Regions from separate parts of the Homo sapiens genome. Here region 2 is linked to region 1. Evidence: read pairs that join two places in POLR2A ChIA-PET (ENCODE). Cell type or tissue: GM12878. All regions are shown on one strand. Each heading gives the region's core, and the rest is flanking DNA. Links, peaks and the distances in the headings are about the cores only.

Region 1 (5,384 bases), core at 274-5,273:
AGGGGGAGTAACCCCATAAAAGCAAATAAACATCCAACACCCCACCTTGGAGAGCCCAGGCTAATACATCAAATACATTTGCCTTTGGGTAAATAAAGATCCACTGGCTGTTCAACCCAATCTCAGTGGTAAGTTTCACCCTGGGGTAATATTTTACTGCTATTGCCCTTGGAGTCAGTAAATATTTGTATGGAAAATATTATGCAACACACTGTTCCTGTTATTCCTACACCACTAGTTTCTAGAACCTAAAACATTTTTGTAAACTTACCTTTATTTTGGCATCAAATCTTTGTCTCTGCTGGTTTTTTTCCAATATAACTCTCAACCTTTGAAAAGTTTATTAAATTTGCAACTTTGAAATGAGGAATAGTATTTCCTTTCACATAAAAACAGACTCTTAATTTTGCAAAGTGGCCAAGACATGTTGTCTGCTCTATTATTCCTAGCTTGGAAGCTCTGTGGGCAAGAGATTGCTGAGGAAGAGAATGTGTAAGAACTCTTGCTGAGGCACAGTGATGAGAGAAAGGGGATACAGTACACAGGCTGATGCATGAATAAACCAGTAAGCTTTCTTCAGTAAATTTAAGAAACAATTTCTAGATTTGTTGCTAAATCTTGTTCTGGTTTGGTGGGCAATGGAAGAGCACTGACTAAACTCAACCCTGCCTTGACCTCCTGGGCAGGTCAAACCAAGGCTGTCATCCTTAGAACTAAAACCCCAAGCACGTCACACTACTCAGGTATGGACATAAGGATTGTTACAAAAGGACTAGACATAATTTGAAGACATGAGTGAAAAATGCAACCTGAAAGCACTACTCAAAAATGAAAGACTGGAGCTTAGGGGACCTCGGTGATCATAAAGTCCAACACCTTTCTTCATTATTCATATTAAGAAACAGGGTCCAGAGAGCTAAGGAACTCACCTGAAATTCCTTGAGAGACGTGGAACTGAGGCTTTATCCCATGTCCCTGATCCATTTCCAATTTTCTTTTGACTTTTGAGAGTTCCTTGCTATCAAGTGTCTCAGGTAAGGATCCTATCTCACATTCTGTTGAACTTCATTTTACCAGTGAGAAGTGAGCCAATGATTACTTTTATGGGAGAGAATTAACTAATGTCATAGTAGCGAAGGTCTCTAAGAGGCAGAGGGCATAGTGTGTGCAAAGGTCCAAATGGCATGAATGAGCAGGAGTGTGGGTCATGGTGCATAATTTACTGTGGCTGCTGAGCAAGTTCCTTAGGGTGAGTCTGAGTGTGTGTGTGTGTGTGTGTCTGTCTCTGTCTCTCTGTCTCTCTCTGTCTCTCTGTGTGTGTGTGTGTCTGTCTCTGTCTCTCTGTCTCTCTCTGTCTCTCTCTGTGTGTGTGTGTGTGTGTGGTAGAGGTGACAGGAGATGTGGTTTAAGAGTTGGATCCAGGGTCACAAAGGCATTTATATGCTGTTATAGGTTGAATTGCCTTCCCACAAAAGATGTGGAAGTTATAACCCCCAGTACTTGTGACTGTGACCTTATTCGGAAATAAGTTCTTTGCAGATGATCAAGAGGAGGTCATTAGAGTAGGCCCTACTCCAATATAAGTGATGTCCTTATGAAAAGGAGAAGTGTGGACACAAAGACACAGAGAAGGAAAACAATATGAAATCACAGGGACAATGCCATTCACAAGCCAAAGAATGCCAGAGGTTACCTGCCAGGAGAAAGCCATGGAACCAAGGCTCTCTCACAGCTCTAAGAAAGAATCAACGCCGCGGACACCTTAATTTTGGACTTCTGGTCTCCAGATCTGGGAGATGATAAATTTCTGTTCTTTAAGCCACTCTGTTTCTGGTGCTTTGTTATGGCAGCCCCGGCAAAAGAAACACATGCCAAAGTAGAGAATGTGGGTTTTAATCCATAGATAAAGGAGTGTTGTTGAAGGTTTCATGCAGAGGCACACACAGTCATTTTGCAACTTAGAAAGATAAAGATCTTTCATAGTCGTGTGTGCACATGGATCAGAGCAGGAAACAGGAGAGTCAAGAGTTCATTTAGAAACTTGTGAAACAGTTCAGGTAAAACATATCTGAATTAAGGCAGTGGCAGTTACACATGATTAGGACAAATTCATCAAGTACTGAAAAGTAAATGGTCAAGAATCTCAAGTTCATATTATCAGAGAACAAAAACCATAAAAGGCCACTTTATGTGATTCCACTCAAAAAAGAAACTCAGGTTTCATGATAAAGTGGGGGAAAATGTTTGATTTAGTCTTGAAAATTTAAATTAAAAATTATAAAATCAAGTTATCTTATCTTGAACATAATTGTGGTTGTAATGCCAACTTTATGCACTAATTCTTAGAATGGCAGAGAATGAATTGTAAATTGTTTCATATTTTGGCTTTCTTTTCTGAAAAAATTATATGATGACACATTATGGCTACCTTCACTTCCAGAGCAAGAGTGGAACAGTTATTTTCACAAAAATAAAACTGAGAGTTTCATCAGTGTTCTTAGGGCCTCTCTTTTCATCCTGTGATATGCAAATCATTCTCATTTGAAGTGCCTTTCATGTTGTTATCATTTTCGTTTTCTCTGTTTTAGTTGTTACTTGGCTAGAAACAGGACAGAACTCTGGTGAAGACTAGCTTCATGTCAATCTGCAGTAAGATTTAAATCTAGAAATAAAATATACCCCAACATATTGGGTTGTATTTTCTTCTTTTTACTCTTCTTTGTTAATGGCTAGCAATATATCATAGCTAGCTGGGTGTGGTCACTCATGCCTATAATCCTAGGGGCTTGGAAGGTTGAGATGAGAGGATGTCTTGAGCCCAGGAGGTCAAGGCTGTAGTGAGCCATGACTGCACCACTGCACTCCAGCTTAGATGACAGAGAAAAACCTAATCTCTAAAAACATTTAAAAATTTTTAAAAATTAGTGATGCACATGGCTCATTCCTGTAATCCCAGCAACTTGGGAGGCTGAGGCAGGAGGATCACTTGACCCCAGAAGTTCAAGGCTGCAGTGAACTGTGATCATACCGTTGCACTCCAGCCTGAGCAACAGAGAGAGACCCTATCTCAAAAAAAAGAAAAAAAAAAAATCACACAGCCAAATTGTAGTCACAATTTTAAGTCTGTGTAAATTCGAAACCATTTTTTTTTAGTCATCTTTCTAGAAAGAGAGTACTGGCTAGAGTAGACAAAGGGGATGGCTAGTGGAGGGACTGGAAATCAGGAGACCAGCTCTACTAGTAGCATAATATGTGGGCTCCCACAGCCTCCATTTGGCCATCCAGAAAAGGCAGAATTTGGACTAGATGACATCTCATGAGAAATACTCCATGTTTGGGCTTTATGTTGTAGTATGCAATTTATTTAGTGTATGCTCATGGAGAAGTCATCAATTACCTAAAAATCCTAAATTTCAGTTTTCATATACAGAAAACAAGAGCCTTTATTCATTATATATTTATTAGCACATTTCTGAAAGAATGTGAAGCCATTAATAAGAATAGTACTAGCTACTTTTCACCAAAAAGAGACTTAGGGCAGTGATTTTCAAATTGTTGCACAGCAAAACACCTGATACAGTGCAGGTGTAAGTTGTGAACAGGTTCATCCATTGTTTTAAATAAAACAGTACATAGAAAAGGATTCATGGGCCAGGTGCGGTGGCTCACGTCTGTAATCCCAGCACTTTGGGAGGCTGAGGTGGGCGGATCACTCGAGGTCAGTTTGAGATCGGCCTGGCCAACATGGCAAAATCCCATCTCTACGAAAAATACAAAAATTAGCTGGGTGTGGTGGCATATGCCTGTAGTCTCAGCTACTCAGGAAGCTCAGGCAGGAGAATCACTTGAACCCAGGAGGCAGAGGCTGCAGTGGGCCGAGACTGTGCCATTGCACTCCAGCCTGGGCAACAGAGTGAGACTCCGTCTCAAAAAAAAAAAAAGAAAGAAAGAAAGAAAAGGATTTATGGATTGTAGAACTCTTAAAACTGCTCTGCAAAATACTGGAGCATGGGGGCCATGGTTGGGAAAGCAGTATTTCTGAAGGAGACACTGAGCATTTTTGGAAAAGACAGTAGAGGTGAACTGATATTCATGGCTACAAATATAGAAAGGGATTCAACTATTTTGATAAAGAATGTTGTTGGTGGCCAGGTGCGGTGGCTTATGCCTGTAATCCCAACATTTTGGGAGGCCGAGGCAGGTGGATCACCTGAGGTCAGGAGTTTGAGACCAGCCTAGCCAACATGGTGAAACCCCATCTCTACTAAAAATACAAAAAATTATCTGGGCATGGTGGCAGGCACCTGTGACCCCAGCTACTCAGGAGGCTGAGGCAGGAGAATCGCTTGAACCCAGGAGGTGGAAGTTGCAGCGAGCCATAAGATTGTGCCATTGCACTCCAGCCTGGGCAACAAGAGCGAAACTCCGTCTCAAAAAAAAAAAAAAAAAGTTGTTAGTGTCATATAAACAATAAAAAGGAAACGATGATATTTGCAGATTCACATGGAGGCAGGCTTTAAATCGAGGATGCTCAAATGAAATTGTGGTGGGCTGGATCCCTAGTTTTAAATAATTTTCTTAAAAGATTTATACTTGATCTAATTGTCTCCATTTTGTTCTCCCCATTTCTGTGTTTGAGTAATCTTTTTAAAATGTAAATCTGATGTACCACTTCATTGCTCAAACCCTCCAATGACTTCCCACTGACTCTCTGGATGAAGTCCAAGTGCTTACCGTGGCCCTTGCCCATTCCTATCTCATCTGATGACACACTGATTTCCTTTCTCTCCAGTTCCTTGAGCATACTGAGCTCTTTCTTTCCTTGGGGCCTTTGCACATACTGTTCCCTCTGCCCAGAGCACTCATTCCTCTACACCTCTCCTGGCAGATTCCTGCCTGTGTTTATGTCTTAAATAACTTCCTCAGGAATGACCTGCACCAACCTCCCCGGCTTCCCTGCCCCACCAATTTATTTTAGGTCCTCATAGTATTCGTGCTCTTGAGACGCTGTTTATTTAACATCTACCTCGTGCCCCATCCCCAGATTAAATTTAAGAAAACAGTTTACAAAATGATATAGTACATGATTCCAATGTCATGGGGAAATATGTTGAGAAATATAACTATGTTTTGCCCCCTCCCTGTATTTTCCCCTGTGCCTTGCTCCTGTACAGGAAGGTGGTCATCTGTTTCCATCTTCACTGCCTCAGGGAAGGGATGTAGCAGGGGAGGAAAACAGAAACCCCAGCTTTTCCAAAAGTATCTAATTCAGTGGTTCCAATAATAGAACAGAAAAAACTGAGAAACATAGATAAATAATTCGGATTACTACGTGCCATTACACAAGTGCTATTTCTCTAAAGATAGAAGGGTCATTCCAAGTG
Region 2 (5,384 bases), core at 85-5,084, 56 kb before region 1:
GAAAAGATTTGTAAGATTCAGAAAGTATATTTAAAGATGAGAACATTTGTTATGTAAAGGGAATTAAACATAAATTGAACAAATTAATTGGGTAGGTTTTGGAGGAAAAATAGAAATGAAAATGGATCTTATTATCTTAAAAATTAAAAACAAAACCTTTTATTAGACATATGAAATTGCTTCTGTTTTGAATGGCTGATCTTTAAAGGATGCAGAAACACATCTAAGGAGGATGTACCATGTCAAAACTTCTTTATACAAGCTCCAGGGGTCTCAGCCTGATAAACTTATGTTAACGCCATTCCATCAAGTCAATCTATTTAAAATGAACTCAAATAAATATTTATTTAAACTGACCAGGCTCCTCTATATCATTGTAGTACTTATATGGCCATAGGTCAACAGATCACTTCAACCTTGTCAGCCTCTCTTTCCTTACAATTTATAAAATGGATTATTGAACCAAGTTAGCAGTCTTCAAAGCATAGTCCATGAACCCCCCAGAAGTCTATGAAGTCAAAGCTAGTTTTATAATAATACGAAGCCATTAATTAGCCTTTTTAAAAACGGTATTGACCTTTGCACTGAGAGTGCAAAGGCAGTGTTGGTAAGACTGCTGGCACCTTAGCATGAACCAAGACAGTGATATTGAAGTGTACCAGTAATTACTGTATTCTTGACTACTATGTTTTACTTGCAGAAAAAAAAAAAATGCCAGTTTCCCTTAAGAATGTCCTTAACGGCCAGGCGTGGCGACTCATGCCTGTAATCCCAGCACTTTGGGAGGCCGAGGTGGGTGGATCACTTGAGGTCAGGAGTTCAAGACCAACCTGGCCAACATGGTGAAACCCTATCTCTACTAAAAATACAATTAGCTGGGGGTGGTGGTGTTCACCTGTAATCCCAGTTACTTGGGAGGCTGAAGCAGGAGAATCACTTGAAACGAGGAGGCAGAGGTTGCAGTAAGCTGAGATGCCACCACTGCACTCCAGCCTGGGTGACAAAGCGAGACTGTCTCAATAAAGAAAAGAAAAAAAAAGAAATGTCTTTAATGAAGTAGTAAAAGGTATTAATCTTACTAAATCTTGACCCTTGGGTCCATACGTTTTTCATATCCCATACGACACAATGGGAAGTACACACAAAGCACTTCCACTGCATGCTGAAGAACTGGTGGCTTCTTTCATGGAATATGATTTTTACTTGAAAGAATGACCAATAAACTATGACAAAAAAGTCCACACTATGATTTAAAGTTGGGTATTTGGTAGATATATATATATATATTTTTTAAATGAGCTGGCCAATTCAATGACACAACTGACAGTATTTGTTGCCAATGATGAAAAAGGTTTGATGTGAAAATTAGAATTTTGGAAAACTGGTATCCACCACTGTAAGTCTGACAGCTTCCCAAAACTTAAAGACTTTTTTTTTTATGAGATACACGGTGATTTTTTTAAATGTGTATTTTTTTTACATTGCATAATGAAATGCACCAACATTTGGAAGGCCTGTATCACTCAGTGAGCCAATATTTTCCAAATGACCAATGTATGGTGTTAAAAAATCTTGTATGGGTAAAAAGTCTATTCAAAATGCAAGAAAAAAACAGCAGATTTCATTAAACAGAGTACCAACATTTCATTAATATAGTTTCAGATTGCACATTTCAACTAACCTTTGAGAAATGACCCTTTGTCTAGTTTTAGTGTAGAATTAAAGAGTATCCACAATTATCTGAAAAGATATTAAAATATTCTTTCTCTTCCAGCTAACACATTTGTATAGCACACATTTATTTTCTCCATATACTTTAACTAAAACAACATTTCACAACAGATGTGGAAAAAGAATCCAGCTGTCTTCTTTTATTATACCAGACATTAAAGAGATCTGCAAAGATGGAAAGCAATTCCACTGTTATCAGTAATTTTGGTGGCAGGGGGAGGGTTTTCAAAAAATATGTTATTTGTATGAACATGTTATAGGCCCATTATTTTTTCTAAATAGATTAATGGAGATATTTTCAATGTTTCTTGGTTTTAATTTCTAGTGAGGTAAACAGCAATAGATACAACTCACATTTACAAAAGCTCTTTAGGCTCCTCAATCATTTTTAAATTTTAAAGAGTCTAAAACCAAAAGCTCTGAGAACTGCTATGTTTTAAGGTTTATTCTACTTCTAAAATTTCATTGTACTCTTGTGTTCATAGTTCTAGCATTAAAAATTCAAAAATTAGATTTTTTCTACCTTTTTAAGATATAGCCTAATAGTTTATTATTTTAAAAAACTGAATTTTACCTAAGTTTTTTCTGATGTTTCACATACGAGGCTCAATGCACAAAGGACATGATAAAAGTAAAACTTGCATTTTGAAAGTACCTTGTGATATGCAAAACAGTTTCACATCTGCTGTGTTATTTGTGTCTCTTAACGATCTCTAAAGGCAGATAAGGTAGAGCTGGAGCTCTTACATGTGAATCAAAAGAAGGCACAATGTCTATAGTACTTTGTATACAAACAGCAAGATTTGAAGGCAATAAAGAATGCAAAAGTAAATTAGTATCTGTTATGTAAAATAAAGGAAATGTGACATTTTTACACTGGCATAGAGATCAGAATAATATGTGACTTAATACTGTGTTTTGAACATCTCAAAACACTATGATTCTTATTTTTGGATTGTATGACATTTAAAAATTGCATGATAATAGAAAACTACTTCAGATACCCAAGCTTTTGACAAGGCTACGTATTTGTGTGATACTCAAATACCACTGGTGGGTATTCAAGAGATACGGCCCTTGGTTCTGATTGGCCATGAAGTAGTCATGGGATTCTGCTTCTCAATTACCTCATCAGAAAGGTTAACCCCTGCCCTGCCAATCTCATGGGGCTGATGTGAGCTCAAATAAGATACCACATCTCCTAGACATGGAAGAGCTCTGTAAATTCTGATTTGCAGTTCCAACATAATGTAGGATTACTATTAATAAGCTTACTTTTAAAATGGCCTTATATTGATTTTATTTTTAAATGCCAAGTGCTGAGTAAAGGGGGAGTGTATATATGCTTAAACTTATTCTTGCTGGATCCAGTCATATCACACCTCTACGACAGTGATTGGGATGATATGGCGGTTGAATTTAAAAATTCCAACGTATATGTGAAAAACACATCTTAACATTTTTTAGTTTCTTTCCTAAAGAATCCTGTTGGAAACACATGCTTAGGAGAGGAATTTGAAAATATTTTCAAGAAAACTGGAATAGCCATTAAGAAGGTAGTGCAAAAATGAATACTGCATTTTTATTTTACTTACTTTACTGAGGGCTGTAACAAGGTTCCATCCTTGGTCCATGTATATGTGGCCTCACTGGGGGTAATAAGGTCACACAGTATATTGATGACCTCTGTCCTTTTTGTAATGTATACTGTATTTCCAATCCTGGAATTTATTGTTTTATTAAATGAAATTGAGGGAGGTTGGCTTTGCCTCATGAGAACAGGTCCTTTCGGCTTGAATGTCAGCTTGCCTGAGTTTTTTGCATGCGAGCTTTGGGACACACTCCCTGTTTCCCCTCTGAGCTGAGCAGCAGGAGGTGTCTCTTCCTGGATGCCCCGCCACTGCATGTGTGTTGGCTGTGCCTTGGCTAATTCGGCCACCAGCTGATATATCAGCTGGGACGCAAGATCATCGCTGACCTCTCCGGTTTCCATGAGCTGACTCATGTTTCTTATCAGCTCATCAAACTGGGCTGTATCCATGCTATATGCTCCTTGTTTAACTGCTGCTTCAAACTGCTTATTCTTCAACTCCCAGGAGTTGGTGCTTCCTGCAGAATTGCTGCAGTGGCCTAACAGAGCTCTCAAGAAAGGCTGGTTACTAATGTGGTCATCATCCAGATAAAGGTCATTTTTGTTATTCCACATTTGCCTCATTTTGTGCCATGTGACTCCCAAACTATTGGCTTCGCTGTGGTCCATCCCAGGATATTCCCTCATAGGCTCCCTGAGGGCTGGGCGTGCGATGAGCCGGTTGTCAGTACCAATGAGCTTGAGCACAACTGTTTCCTGTGCAGAGCCTGCAATGCACCGGTACACGCCGATGTCGGGGGCAGCAAGACCATGGATTTTTAGTGAGCCTGACTTGGTGATGCCAAGCCGTTTGGAGTTCTGCAGGCAACGGCCATCCTTCTCCCACTGGATCAGAGATTTCTGGAATCGTCGCACGGGGCACTTAATAATCACGGATGTGTTGGGCAGCAAATAGGCTCTGCTACCAATGGTCAGGTTAATACGCTTCTCTTCCCTTGTCTGAATGTAGACTCTCTGGACACTGAGGATCTGCGGACCCTGCTCACCAAGTTTTGTCTTCATCTCTGATTTGATTTCTCCAAGAAAAAAAAAAAGAAAGAAAAGAAAATACGAATAAACATCTCAAAAATACAGACTTTTTGACAGTAATCTTTCAAGGCTGATACAGGCTAACAAACGTATCTTTTTTACTATTTTAAAACATTCAAGAATAAAACCATGAATAACATTATACATCCACAGATTGGGGTAAATTTCACAACTATCTAGTACTTTAGTGGCAAAGAATGCAAGTGTGAATGAGGTGCATGAAAATGTGTAAGTGATTTGATAAAACCCTGGTTTGGGGAGGCATGAGGTTAAATGATTTGGTGAAATGTAGGGAATAGTTATTTCTAGATTTGAGGAATATTTGTTCTAGGCCATGCTCATATAATGGCTCCATAAATACCCAGCCTCTGGGTACATGTTTCCATCAATAAGGGTCTGATATGTCAGGTCTCTACTATCTGGCAGAGAGGCCCTCTGGCTTAGAGCCATGGGTACCCCAAATCTGAGGGAGGAAGTGAGAGTGGGAATGTGAGCAAATGTATTTGAAGGGTCTGAAAGGAGGCTGAGGTTGGCCAGCTGCAGAATATAACCCAAATATGTCGATTAAATTGGCATGGGGGTCTGAAGAAGCAATGGGTAGCCGTGATCAAAAAAGAACAGGTGGCATAGGCAGTTTGAAGTCAGATAAACCTGAGTTTGAATCTTAGCTCTGCCACTTGGACAAATTCTTTCATCTCTCTGAGCCTCAGTTTCCTCACCTGTGAAATGTGAATAATGTTAGTGCTTTCAATGGGAGGGAAGTAAAAATTAAGTCAGATTGTTTATATCAAGTGCACAGCACAGTAGCGGGCACATAATGAGCTCTCATATATAACTGCTGCCACCACTGATCTGGTGACAAGGGCAGGTGCAGCCAATGCACAGCAGGGAAGACTAAGAGGGAACAGAGATGGGGTTGGCTTTGACTTGTTCCTGGGCATCGATCGGCTCCTCTTAATGGGCTAGGCCCAAA

Evidence for each region. Peaks named below come from ENCODE experiments on the same cell type or tissue, not always from the same donor. Only the 100,000 strongest peaks of a DNase experiment are listed, where the experiment ranks them.
Region 2: POLR2A ChIA-PET joins it to region 1 with 5 read pairs; 1 of 35 experiments calls an interaction of 5 or more read pairs at or near these places.

The regions. Positions count from the first base shown.
Region 1 is chr15:83,925,679-83,931,062 of GRCh38, reverse strand. The region is part of intron 17 of ADAMTSL3 (ADAMTS like 3); the gene reads right to left. Among named protein-coding and RNA genes, the nearest start is that of ADAMTSL3, 270 kb to the right of the region's middle. RefSeq lists enhancers at 2,505-2,704, 2,725-2,894. In GM12878, for the core only: no CTCF peak of the experiment used is centred there; DNase peaks (open chromatin) are centred at 2,004, 2,552 and 3,204; H3K4me3 peaks cover 1,204 bases; H3K27ac peaks cover 3,901 bases.
Region 2 is chr15:83,981,287-83,986,670 of GRCh38, reverse strand. It overlaps ADAMTSL3 (ADAMTS like 3), which reads right to left. Exons shown (of 30, transcript NM_207517.3): 21 at 3,327-4,398. Among named protein-coding and RNA genes, the nearest start is that of GOLGA6L4, 250 kb to the left of the region's middle. RefSeq lists a silencer at 2,759-2,948. In GM12878, for the core only: no CTCF peak of the experiment used is centred there; a DNase peak (open chromatin) is centred at 2,413; H3K4me3 peaks cover 537 bases; H3K27ac peaks cover 1,766 bases.